Regions from separate parts of the Homo sapiens genome. Here region 1 is linked to region 2. Evidence: read pairs that join two places in POLR2A ChIA-PET (ENCODE). Cell type or tissue: MCF 10A. All regions are shown on one strand. Links, peaks and the distances in the headings refer to the core of each region. The heading gives the core; the rest is flanking DNA.

Region 1 (5,387 bases), core at 388-5,387, 310 kb before region 2:
AGGCTAAGGTGAAAGAAACATGTGAACCCAGGAGTTCAAGGCTGTAGCAAGATATGATCACACCACTACTCTCCAGCCTTAGCACAGCAAGACCCTGTCTCTGAAAAACAAAACAAAACAAAAACCTAAAACTGGCCCGGCACAGTGGCTCATGCCTGTAATTCTAGCACTTTGGGAGGCCAAGGTGGGTGAATCACTTGAGCTAAGGAGTTCAAAACCACCCTGGGCAACATGGTGAAACCCCATCTCTACAAAAAAATACAAAAATTAGTGGCTGTGCATGGTGGCTCATGCCTGTAATCCCAGCACTTTGGGAGGCCAAGGCAGGCAGATCACGAAGTCAGGAGATCGAGACTATCCTGGTTAACACGGTGAAACCCCGTCTCTACTAAAAATACAAAAAATTAGCCAGGCCTGGTGGCGGGCACTTGTAATCCCAGCTACTCAGGAGGCTGAGGCAGGAGAATGGCTTGAACCCAAGAGGCAGAGGTTGCAGTGAGCCGAGATTGCGCCACTGCACTCCAGCCTGGGTGACAGGGCGAGTCTCCGTCTCAAAAAAAAAAACAAAAACAAAAACAAAAAACTGTAGCCCTGAAGGGAACATTAGGTAGGGCTCATCTGCCTTTGGTTCTTCAAGCTGGCTTATCATCAGAATCACCTACAGGGCTCCTGGAAAACACAGATCTTGCACCTAGCCCAAACTTTGTAGATTTCTAGGAGTTAAGGAATTCAAATTCATAATTTTTTCTTTTTTTTTTTTTTGAGATGGAGTCTTCACTCTGTCACCCAGGCTGGAGTGCAGTGGCATGATCTCAGCTCACTGCAACCTCCACCTCCCGGGTTCACGCCATTCTCCTGCCTCAGCCTCCCAAGTAGCTGGGATTACAGGCGCCCGCCACCATGCCTGGCTAATTTTTTGTATTTTTAGTAGAGATGGGGTTTCACCATGTTAACCAGGATGGTCTCGATCTCCTGACCTCGTGATCCGCCCGCCTCGGCCTCCCAAAGTGCTGGGATTACAGGCATGAGCCACCACGCCCAGCCTCAAATTCATAATTTTTAAAGCTCCCCAACAATTCTGATATCAGCTACATTTGGAAAATCTCACATTTTTCATTTGTGATGACAGTGATTAGGTGGAACCAGAGGTGGGATTAGGACCAGGCCCCAGACAGCCATTCAACACTCTCCCTTCTTAACCTGTTGCCATTCCTGAAAACGTATATAGTTGAGTATCCCTAATCTGAACATCCAAAATCAGAGACTTTTTGAGTGCTGACATGACACCAACAAGTGGAAAATTCCACATCTGATGTCATGTGACAGGTCACAGTCAAAACTTTGTTTTGGCCGGGCATGGTGGCTCACGCCTGTAATCCTAGCACTTTCGGAGGCCGAGGCGGGTGGATCATGAGGTCACAAGTTCAAGACCAGCCTGGCCAAGAGGGTGAACCCCTGTCTCTACTAAAAATACAAAAATTAGCTGGCGCAGTAATAGGCACCTGTAATCCCAGCTACTTGGGAGGCTGAGGCAGGAGAATCGCTTGAACCCAAGGGTGGAGCTTGCAGTGAGCCGAGATCATGCCACTGCATTCCAGCCTGGGTGACAGAGTGAGACTCCGTCTCAAAAAAAAAAGAAAAAAACTTTGTTTCATGAAGAAAATTATTTAAAGTATTATATAAAGTTACCCGCAGGCTATGTGTAGAAGGTATATCTAAAACATAAATGAGACCCCTGTTTCCACAAAAATTCAAACAAATTAGCCAGGTAGGATGGTACACGCTTATATTCCCAGCTACTCCAGAAGGCTGAGGTGGGAGGATGGCTTGAGCCTAGGAGGTCAGGGATGCAGTGAGCCGTGATCATGCCACTGTACTCCAGCCCTAGGTGACAGAGCAAGGCCCTGCCTCAAATAAATAAATAAATTGGCCGGGCGCAGTGGCGCACACCTATAATCCACACACTTTGGGAGGCCGAGGTGGGCGGATCACCTGAGGTCAGGAGTTCGAGAGCAGCCTGGCCAACATGGTGAAACCCTGTCTCTTTTTTTTTTTTTAGTTTTAGTAGAGGCGGGGTTTCACCATGTTGGCCAGGCTTGTCTCGAACTCCTGACCTCAGGTGATCCACCCGCCTCAGCCTCCCAAAGTGCTGGGATTATAGACATGAGCCACCGCGCCCGGCCAGTGAAACCCTGTCTCTACAAAAATATAAAAATTAGCTGGGCATAACGGCAGGTGCCTGTAATCCCATCTACTGGGAAGGCTGAGGTGGGAGACGCTTGAACCGGGGAGGCGGAGGTTGCAGTGAGCCAAGATTGCGCCATTGCCTTCCAGCCTGGGCAACAGAGTGAGACTCCATCTAAAAAAAAAAAAAAAGAAAAGAAAAACAAAACAAATAAAATAAAATAAATAAATTTTGTGTTCAGACTTGGGTCACATCCCCAAGTTATCTCAGTATATATATATATACAAATATTGAAAAATCCAAAAAAAAATCCAAAACACTTCCAGTCCCAAGCATTTTGGATAAGGGATACTCAAACTCCAATGTCAACTCCAAGTCCAGACCATTTCCCCCTCATAAAATGAAGTGTTGGAGTCCCACTTGAAAATCCAGGAGTGGCCGGTACAGTGGCTCACACCTGTAATCCCAGCACTTTGGGAGGCTGAGGCAGGAGGGTCGCTTGAGCCCAGGAGTTTGAGACCAGCCTGGGCAACAGAGCAAGACCTCATATCTACAAAAAAAGAAAAAGAACATCAAGGAGTGGTTCTGTGACCATTTTATTCAATCAAGAAGAGTATCTAACTTAAGCCCAGTTCTTTACCAATAGGTGCTTTGAGATCTCACACTGCATTAGGCCACTGTACTCCAGTGTCCTGTCACTTTCCAGGCCCTGGGACTTATGAGTTAATCAACCCTGTCCTCTTTACAACCATCTTCCAGGTCTGAAACTATGTATGGCAATAACTCCAATTACATAAACAGCAGATACTAAAAAACTACTGGCGTTGGTCTTTTATGATTTTGGAAGTGGCAGGTTTCTTCCAAATTTATATTCTTTTGGGAAACCTTTGAAGTGTGTGGGAATTTCTTGAAAGCATGCAAGCTCATCACAGGGTGAGTCAGCCTCAAAAATCCCCAAGGTCAGAAAGATGTCAGCTTGGGTTTAACACTTGAGGGGGGTCATGCAGTCACAGTCACGTGCTACCTACACTTTACAAGTACTTTACTAATCTACTAATCTAATGGAAAATGATGTTTACAGGGGAAACCAGCAACGCCACAGGGAACAGAGGGCAGCATACTTTGAAAGTGTGACTCACCTACTACATAATTACCCTTCACCAAAAGGAATTTGTGATATAGTACCGGAAAACTTTTTTTTTTGTTTAAGGTAGGTTATTACAAAGCCCAAGGCGTACGAACAGGCCAAAGGGTAGGCACATGGACATACAGGGCAAGAGCAGACAGGTATCTCTTAGGGTAACTCCCATAGCTGGATCTGTATGGCCAGTTGACTAAGTCACGGTTTTACAGGACTGTTAGAAATCAAGTGAAGTCTGTATACTAGATTCTATTGGAAGAAAATGGTCAAAATTAAAGTCCAAAAAAGGATTTTGGAAGGAAACCTATAATGTAGCATGTAATGCCAATGGCAGCAAATACTCCTAGATAAACTGTTAGAGCTGGATGGAATCTCAGAGTCATGTTCGAACCCAACCTGCTGTTTTACTGTTAAAGACACAAGACCAGACAGAAAGTGACATGTCCCAGTTCACACAGCTACTGCGGAGCATGGTTGAGACTTGCCTTCAGCATCCTAATGCCCCAGTCACCGTATGTCCTATTAGAATAGATTCAGCTGATCTGGATTAGCAAAATGGAGTGGATCACCACTGCATTCCAGATATCACAAAGCCTCAACTGTCACCCCCTCTTTTGCCCAGAATATTAAGACCTATTACTGGTCCTTTGATATTTCAGATTTTTTATTTGTTAAATTATGGCTGCAAAAAAAAGGCAATTGTTAAACTTACACCTTTATATTCAGTTTCACAATTTACTGAATGTCTCCTCTAAGTCAGGAATCATCCTGGGACATGGGAAGCACAGATGAACAAGATGTTTCATTACGTATCGTGCATTCCGTAACAATGCAGGCTGCCCCTATCGTGTGACTATGATGGAAGGAAGCATTTTGAGCAATAATGACAAAGGAATTTGATTATTTCTGTCTGGTTCCTGGTGAGAACTAATCCACATCACAAAAGCTCAATAGTTTCAGCCCTCTTCTGACTAACAAGGGCAAGAATAGCAGAACAGCCAGGATGTCAGCACCAATTCAAGACATACACTCTGAGACTTCAACAGCAAGAAATTTCTACTCAGAACCCTTGGGGAGACCAGGGTAAGGTCTGGCAACAGAAGACAAGCTTGACTTGACACCAAAGTTATAACTCCTGTATCTGGCCAAAACCTACTGGAGACATGAGTTCCAAGAAAGCATATTTGACTTGTTCAAACATTTCAACTTTGGAACAACTGGAAAAGTGACAGACAAAGTTTGCTGGACGAGAACCCAAGGCAGTTCCACCTCATTCCTACCTCCCAGTGACCAGCAAGTTTGGGTGGAATCTCCAATCCCAGCTTCTCCAGCTCTCGCTCCCTGTACTTCTCATACTGCCGGTACCCTGCATACCCGCCGCCTGTCACCAACAGAATGGGCAGGGGACGCAGCAGGAACATGGTTCGGGCAGGGGCAGTGTGGATTTTTCTGGCATCTGTAATAAAAAACAGGACAATTTCAAGCCTGAGAGACAGGAATAGGGAAGAGTCATGCAAACACAGCACCAACAGGAGGGTCAGGAAAAGTCAGCGCACCTCAGAAGCCCTCAGTAGGGGACCAGGCACATGGCTCACGCCTGTAATCTCAGCACTTTGGGAGGCCGAGGCAGGCGGATCACGAGGTCAGGAGATCGAGACCACGGTGAAACCCCGTCTCTACTAAAAATACAAAAAGAAAACTTAGCCGGGCACAGTGGCGGGCGCCTGTAGTCCCAGCTACTCGGGAGGCTGAGGCAGAATGGCGTGAACCTGGGAGGCGGAGCTTGCAGTGAGCCGAGACTGCACCACTGCACTCCAGCCTAGGTAACAGAGCGAGACTCCATTTCAAAAAAAAAAAAAAAAGAAGCCCTCAGTAGAGGTGACTGGACCCTCAACATATCTAGCAGGCAGGTGCAACCTTGGGCCACTACTCAGACCCTCCTGTCTCCAAATTCTGTCAGTACGTACAGGACAGGCATCTTTCCTATAGAATTACAATGCACCTCAACTGCCACCGCAGTCACAAAATGTATTAATAGATGAAAACACTGAATCGCAAAGA
Region 2 (7,834 bases), core at 1,789-6,788:
CACAGCTGACTGCCCCAGGTGAGACAGATCAGTGTCACAGAGAGTAGGAGGATTTTGAGGTGTGATTAGTATTTTTTTTTTTTTTCTTAAAGAGATGGTCTCGTTCTGGAACCCAGGCTGGAGTGCAGTCGTGGCACGATCATAATTCACTGTAGCCTTGAGCTCCTGGGCTCAAGTGAACCTCCTGAGCAGCTGGGACTACAGATGCATGCCACCGTGCCCAGCTAATTATTAAATTGTATAGACAGGATCTCTATATGGTACCCAAGTTGGTCTCAAACTCCTGGCCTCAAGCAGTCCTCCTGCCTCAGCCTATTAAAGTGCTGGGATTACAGGAGTGAGCTACCACACCCAACCAGTAGGAAATCTTAAAGCCACATTGATACTACAGTTTGAAATATGTAAAAACTAGGGAGCTATGTTTCCCACTAACTGGGCATTTAAAATGTAATCGTCTTTGAGGAAGGAAGAAGGCTCTGGATTATTCTTGTAATAGTTTGAATTTAAAAGGTCCTTTCAGGTGGGCAAACAGCTTACGTGGCTTTCTTGCACTGAAATAGAAACTGTAGTCCCCATGTGGGTTTGGGTCCCTGAATTATCCCCAGAAGAACTTCCACAGTCCGGAACTGACTCCCTTAAAGAAACCAAAAATGTATTTTCTTTGGTGGGGATTTTCTTTAGTTGGTCTTTGTCTGGGATTTTATATCAGTGACAGACTGTAGCGTCACACTTTTCCAGAAATACGGTTTCGGAGAGGGTACCCCTAACGTTTTATGTGTGTGTGTGTTACATTTAGCAAGTTTATATAACATATTTTACTTTTTTTTTTTTTTTTTTTTTTGAGACAGTTTCGCTCTTGTTGCCCAGGCTGGAGTACAATGGAGCAATCTCGGCTCTCTGCAACCTCTGCCTCCCGGGTTCAAGCAATTCTCCTGCCTCAGCCTCCCAAGTAGCTGGGATTACAGGCATGCACCACCATGCCATGCCCGCCTAATTTTGTATTTTTAGTAGAGATGGGGTTTCTCCATGTTGGTCAGGCTGGTCTTGAACACCCGACCTCAGGTTATCCACCTGCCTCGGCCTCCCAAAGTACTGGGATTACAGGCGTGAGCCACTGCGCTTGGTTAGAACTTATTTAACTTTTTAGGCACTTGGTAAACGGTAGCTGTTAGTCCATGTGTACTTTTTTTTTTGGTGGGGGGGGGAGTCATGCTCTGTCACCCAGGCTGGAGTGCAGTGGCAGGATCTTGGTTCACTGCAAGCTCCGCCTCCTGGGTTCACGCCATTCTCCTGTGTCAGCCTCCCAAGTAGCTGGGACTACAGGTGCCCGCCACCTTCCATGTGTACATTCTTGTTTAACAATTCAGGATAGGTACTGTTACTCCCCTTTACAAATGAGACTTTCAGAGGTTGATTTTCTCATGGTCAAACAGCTAGTAAGTTGTGAATTCAAGATTCAAACTCAAATTTAGAGCTCTCATTTTAACCACTATGTAACAATGCCCCATGAGGCAAAGGGATAATATGTCTAGTATACATTCTGGTATATTAACCATTGTCAGCACTGGTGACTGAAATCCAAGAACTCTTCATAAGTGGGCTTACTAAACAAATAATTTTATCTGTTGGGTGCAAGTCATTTTTTTTTTCCAAATACGATTAAGAACAATCTGCCATTTATGGGTTTTAGCTACAACAGAGAAACATAAGAGGGAAACTCACATATCTGGATTTTGCTTGTTCTGAAGGCTTGGAGGCCTTTTTTTTTTTTTTTTTTTTTTTTTTTTTTTTTTTTTTGCTTAACAAAGTATTGAATTTGAGTTTCTCCTGAGTTAAGAAGTGCAGGACTATGTTACATTTTATTTGGGGTATTTTAAGAAATTATTTCATATTCTTGGCACCAGTTGTTTCTCCATATTGCCTTTAATGTATTTTTCTCCCTGCACCCTTTAGTATATTTTTATGCAGGCCCCAAAATTTCTGTCTCTAGGTTGCTGGTAAAATTCCTCCTAGTGTCCAAGTGGAGGCAGCTTGTCTTCTGTCCCAGCATTTTGGTGCTCCTCCCGCCCCTACTCCTGGCTGCAGTGGCATTCCCTTCTGCGGTGGTGAGTGTTAGCACTTCCAATGATCCGAACCTGGCACAGCTTCTGAAGCCTTCAATTCGGATGCCTCTAGGGACAGTAGCATGCAGTAATGCCATTCAGATGGTGTTGTATTTAATCCTTGCCAATCCCCATGAAAATGTTCAGTTATGTCAAAAGCAAGGCAAAAACAGTCTCTTGGCTATACAAGGGTAGCTGTTTTATTTGACTAAAATTTAGCTTAGAGTGGATGTTACTTACCCGAACTTGCCTGCTCTGAGCTTGAAGTTTAGCCTATTTGTGGTCTTACAGAATTGCAGCCTCATCCTGGTGAGGATAAGGGGCTCAGCCTGACCCTGGCTGGTGATGTTCTTGCCCAGTGGCCTGTAGGACTTGGTCTGTTGGTGGATATCTTTCCAGCTTGGGGCAGGCCAGGCAAGATCCTCACTTCCTAAGCATTAACTTGGGAAAGAGCTCAGCAAGCTTTCATCCCTCTAGCTCATTTTTTGTTTTTTTGAGACAGAGTCTTGCTCTGTCGCCCAAGCTGGAGTGCAGTGGCACAGTCCTGGCTCACTGCAACTTCCACCTCCTGGGTTCGAGCGATTGTCATGTCCCACCCAAGTAGCTGGGATTACAGGTGCACGCCACCATGCCCAGCTAATTTTTGTATTTTTAGTAGAGATGGGGTTTCTCTATATTGACTGGGTTGGTGTCGTACTCCCTGGCCTCAAGTGATCCGCCTGCCTTGGCCTCCCAAAGTGCTGGGATTACAGGTGTGAGCCATCACACCTGGCCCCTCAAACCCTCAAACTGACTTTTCTCACACAGACACACACACATACACGTACACACACACTTCTGCCAAAGAAGCTTAAAGGTTTTATGATGTGGTTATGTTTACTTAATCATGAGAATCATTTACTCATATCAAAAGCAAGCTGGTTGATAGCATGTAGGTGTGGGTAGCTATAAAGGATGAGCCCATAGCATGTGTGGAGCTGTGAAGGATGGCAGCATATTCGAGTGAGGTAGCATTACCCCTAACTTAGGCAGCTATGGCCTGGCAGCTCGGGGGTGGCATTTTTGTTTGCTCAGTGTTACTTTTGATGTTGGATGTTTCCCAGATTGAGAACTTTAAATTTTCCTAAATAGTCCCTGTACTGTTTTTGGCAGTGGATCTATTTTTACTCACACACATAGTTTTTTGCCTTGTGAGTAGTGGGTGGAGGCCCTTAGGGGTTTTTGGGTAAATGAATAGTGTCATAGGAAGATAAGTGAATGATCAGCAGGCCAGGTCATTTTTGACATTTAGTAATGTTGGGGGTAGTCCTGGAGCAGAGAAAATGTGTGAAGTGAGTGCCCTGGGGTGGGGACTAGGTGTAGCCAAAGGCTGTTTGGTCAGGACGTGAGTAAAACTGGCTGACAGGGAAGTCCAATCCTTAAAAGAAATGGAGAGGAGGGCCTTTGTGCATGGGAAGAGCCCATCAGTTTAAGGTTGTCCTTCAGGAAGGGTGTAAGTAGGATTACAGAGGGTGGGAAGGCAGGCAGGACACCTAGAAAGCAGAGAGGCTGTGAGCAGGGGTGGCGAAACCCCTGGTTTGTGGCCCGGTGAAGACTCAGTGCCTAGTGTGGCTACACTGAGGGAAGGTGCCGTGTGGCAGAAATGACTGTTGTAATCTTGGTGTTAGAGCGGAAAGAGGCTGAAAACTATTGTCTAGGCCTGTCTGTAAAATTCTGTCTTGTTGTTGCTTCATGTTCCTGATTTGTGGAGATGCAGCAAATGTGATTTCATTAGATTTTGCAGATGATCTTAGGTAGCATGGTCGGGGCCTGGAGAGCATCCATTACTCTGTGTTGCCACCCGGTGTTTGCCTCTCAGTACAGTTTATGACTGAACTTTTCATTAGTTCTCCTGGCTCCTGTATTTTGGTATTTGAAGTGTTGGGAACTGGTGCTAAGTATCATCCATCAAGATTGGCTATCCATCTTTTTGTTTTAATGGACTGTCTGATTTTACATGGGTCTATAATTTTCCAGTCTGGGAAAAACTCAGTTTTCTTTAGTTATCTGGTCAAGTAGTAAGCCATCTTCATTTCATGTTTCCTTTTGTTAACTGAATTATAACCCAGGAGTATTAAAAAATACTGTATTTAAATGTATCCAGTTATTTCCTAGTTAGGCTCTGGCTGGGGTATTAGGAACAATATTTGCTTGCTGAGATATGTTAGTCACCCTCAGCTAATGCTGATAGTGATTCATTCAGACTGGCAGGCAACCAGATGATTTTTACATAAACACTAATACTCCCAGTAAATGATTTTTCTTGTGAAGGTGTCATCATAAATACTGCCCAGTAGCCTTTTTTGGCAGCTTATTCCTGATGGAGAAAGAATATGCTTACAGATACACCCAAACTTCACGTTAGTAGGAAGCCCTGCCACACCTTTTATTGGTGCACAGGAAAAACGAAATCATGGAACATTGGAGCTGAAGGAGGCCTTGGAGATCATTTGGGCTAATCCTGCTTATTTTACTTTGGATGTCCAAAAAGGTTGTGATTTGTTTAAGGTCACATAGCTAGCTCAGACTAAACTTCAGATGTCTTGGGTTTAATAATTATACCGCCTTTTGTGTTATGCAAGCATTCTGTATTATACATACATGTATTTCAGATTTGTACTCACTTTAAATGATATACTCTGGGAAGTTACCTTGGTGTATCTTTGCCAGTTTCACAGAAGCAGCTTTGTTAGTCACAGGAGGAAGTATATTGTGACTCCTTATGGATATTATTTGTATTTTAATGCCAAATGGCCTTAGTTTAATTACTACAAGATGAAAGGAGCTCTCCAAATTCTGTTGTTGCCTTATGCTTTGTTTTATTGAATATTGCTCTAGAAACGCAAGTCATTCTAGAGGATTCAAGCATTCTGAAATTTATCAGAATATTTGGGATGGAATTTTGATTCAGAAGTGTTGTTCGTTAAAAGACTAAGTAGTTACTCATCTTTTTGTAGTTCATAAGTGTGATGATTGGGTTTTGACATGCAGGTGTGAGATGTGCCACCCTCAAACCTTGTTACAACATAGACATGTGACCCTCTGATGTGGGCAAAAAAAGACTAAGTTATTAAATATTTACAAAGTCTCTATTTTCCGTAAGAAAATGTATGTAAGTGTTTAAAGGCACTTACTGGAGGAGGAAACTAGTGGGGTTATAGGTGTTCAGCTGGATTTAAGGGGAGCATGGATTGTAGATTCATGGTAGACTGGGGCAGATCACAGTGAGAGGTATGGAGACTACTAATGAATATGTGAGGATGAATAATGAGAACCCTGGCTTGACCAGAGTGGAGGCAGCACCCCTGGGGAATGGTCAGGATAGCTGTTAGCCAAAGACCACACTGAAGAAAGAAGTGGGTAGGCAAAGGAGAGACTTTGCCTGTGTTAAGGGTTTGTAGCAGAAGAGTAGGGGTCCTGGGGACAGGGAAATGGAGAAATTAAGAGTGAGCTGGTATTTTTATTTTGTCTGGGGCTTGGGGGTAGGGAGGACTCAGACAATTGCTTGTTTTACTTTGTGAGAACTTGGCACGTTTTCTGATTTTTACCTGTAATAATGATTACACTTGCTGCTTATGTCCTTGAACCACTAATTCCCCAAATAAACCATCATTGTTCATGATTTCTGATACTCCACTGCTCAGTCTTCTCAATCCATTTTAAGTGTGTCTATTTGAATATGCTATTGATAACTTTCCCCAATGAACTTGGCCTTTTCCCTCTGGAGGTTCTGTCCTTACAGATTGGTTTAAGTAATACCTTTTTTGTTTAGTGTTTTATGGTTTCCTAAGTGCTTTGCTTTCTTTTTTTTCATTATTGAAATTAAAGACCTTTTGGATAAGCAGAGACTGATTTAATAAAATTAAAGACCTTTACCAGTAGGTCATATTAAGGAATCCCTCTACTTTAGACGACACACCATCTTTTAAGGGCTTGTGAAATGTCCTGGGTCAATTTAGGAAGTCATTTTCTTTGCTTGGGCCCAGACCAACTCTGTTAGCAACTCTGTTAGGAACTCTTGTTAGGAAACTCTGTTAGTTTCCTAGGGGGTGCTGAACCTAGTACGACAAACTGGATAGTTTAAAATAATAAATGTATTCTCTCATAGTTCTGGACGCTAGAAGTTTGAAAGTGAGGTGTAGGCAGGCCACGCTCCCTCTGAAGGCTCTAGGGAAGAATCCTTCCTAGGCACTCTCCCAGCTTCTGGTGGCTTCTGGCAACCCTTGGTGTTCCTTGGCTTGTAGATGCGTCACTCCAGTCTTTGCCTCCACTGTCACATGGCATTCTTCCTGTGTGTGTGTCAAAATCTCACTATCCTTATAAGGACACCTGTAATTGCACTTAGGGCACACCCTAATGTCCAGTATGACTTCATCTTAACTAATTACATCTGCAAAGACCCTATTTCCAAATAAGCTCACATTCACAGGAACCTAGGGTCAGAACTTCAGCGTATCTTTTGGCGGGGGATACAGTTCAACCACTGCAAAGTCTAATAATGCTCTTCCTACTAACTGCATAGCTAGTTCACTTGTAGTTGGCATCATGGAGAACTAAGGGAAGTTAAAGCTTGTGAAATTTAACTCTTCCACTTAAAATAATTGATGCTTCCATCCTTGATGACCAGAGTTTCCTGTGAGGTAGGTCAGAGTACAACTTCCTGCTGAGTAGCTGTGCTTCCTTTCACTAGGAGCTGGGGGTACTTTCATGTCACTTATGAATTGTTCTTCATTTTGGTTTGGGAGAGGGCTGGGAGTATCAGTTAGGGTTCCATGTGTAGCCACACAGGGCGAAGCTCTGGCCACTGGATCTGTGTGATGTTCCATCTGATCTGTGAAGCCCCACCATCTGTTAATGTGTATTTGAGGAGTGGTTGGTTCTTTCCAGAGTATAAAGCTGGAAGCAGAGTCTGGAACACTTCCAGTCTGTTGTCTTTGAACATTTGACAAAGGGACCGTACGATCTTACTGTTCAGAGTATCTTTTTTTTTTTTTTTTTTTTCTTTTGAGACGGAGGCTTGCTCTGTCGCTAGCTAGGCTGGAGTGCAGTGGCACGATCTGGGCTCACTGCAACCTCCGGGTTCAAGAGTTTCTCTTGCCTCAGCCTCCCAAGTAGCTGGGACTACAAGCGCGTGCCACCACGCCCAGCTAATTTTTGTATTTTTAGTAGAGATGGGGTTTCACCATGTTGGCCAGAATGGTCTCGATCTCTTGACCTCATGATCTGCCCGCCCTTGGCCTCCTGAAGTGCTGGGATTACAGGCATAAGCCATCGCGCCCGGCCTGTTCAGAGTATCTTTTGCAGAATGGCTGAAGCTCGAGGTTTTCTTCTTCACCATTATGTACTGCTGCTGTACAACCTTTTCATAATTATCCTTAGTCCCATTCCTCTACCAAGGTGAAAGCAACATCTTATCAGACCCGAATTATGAATTTCTCAAGCCCCTATGATTTTCTGTTTTGGGTGCCAAGTATTTATCTCTTCTGTTAGACTATAGTCTTTCTTCACATAGGGTTCATGTCTATATTGGTTTTATCCATGGGTGGTTTTTATTCTCCAGAGTGACTGACCTGTTCGTAATTCCGTTCTTGAGAAGGATTGTTGATTATGTTGAAGGGAAGGCTTCTTACCAAGATTTTCAGATTTTGCTTTCAATGTTTATCTTTTTGGGGTTTTGCAGGTGACAGAGCTGA

The links. ChIA-PET counts read pairs that join two places held together with the same protein. Peaks named below come from ENCODE experiments on the same cell type or tissue, not always from the same donor. Only the 100,000 strongest peaks of a DNase experiment are listed, where the experiment ranks them.
Region 1: POLR2A ChIA-PET joins it to region 2 with 5 read pairs; 4 of 35 experiments call an interaction of 5 or more read pairs at or near these places.

What each region holds. Positions count from the first base shown.
Region 1 is chr22:31,643,495-31,648,881 of GRCh38, forward strand. PISD (phosphatidylserine decarboxylase) reads right to left here. Exons shown (of 8, transcript NM_001326411.2): 3 at 4,607-4,782. Among named protein-coding and RNA genes, the nearest start is that of PISD, 16 kb to the right of the region's middle. RefSeq lists enhancers at 2,842-4,041, 3,055-3,104, 3,115-3,224. In MCF 10A, for the core only: no CTCF peak of the experiment used is centred there; a DNase peak (open chromatin) is centred at 3,287.
Region 2 is chr22:31,948,318-31,956,151 of GRCh38, forward strand. YWHAH (tyrosine 3-monooxygenase/tryptophan 5-monooxygenase activation protein eta) reads left to right here. Exons shown (of 2, transcript NM_003405.4): 2 at 7,822-7,834. LOC124905158 (small nucleolar RNA U13) reads left to right here and starts at 5,087; the gene lies at 5,087-5,189. It overlaps LOC124900477 (a long non-coding RNA gene), which reads left to right. Exons shown (of 3, transcript XR_007068065.1): 3 at 1-835. In MCF 10A, for the core only: no CTCF peak of the experiment used is centred there; a DNase peak (open chromatin) is centred at 4,384.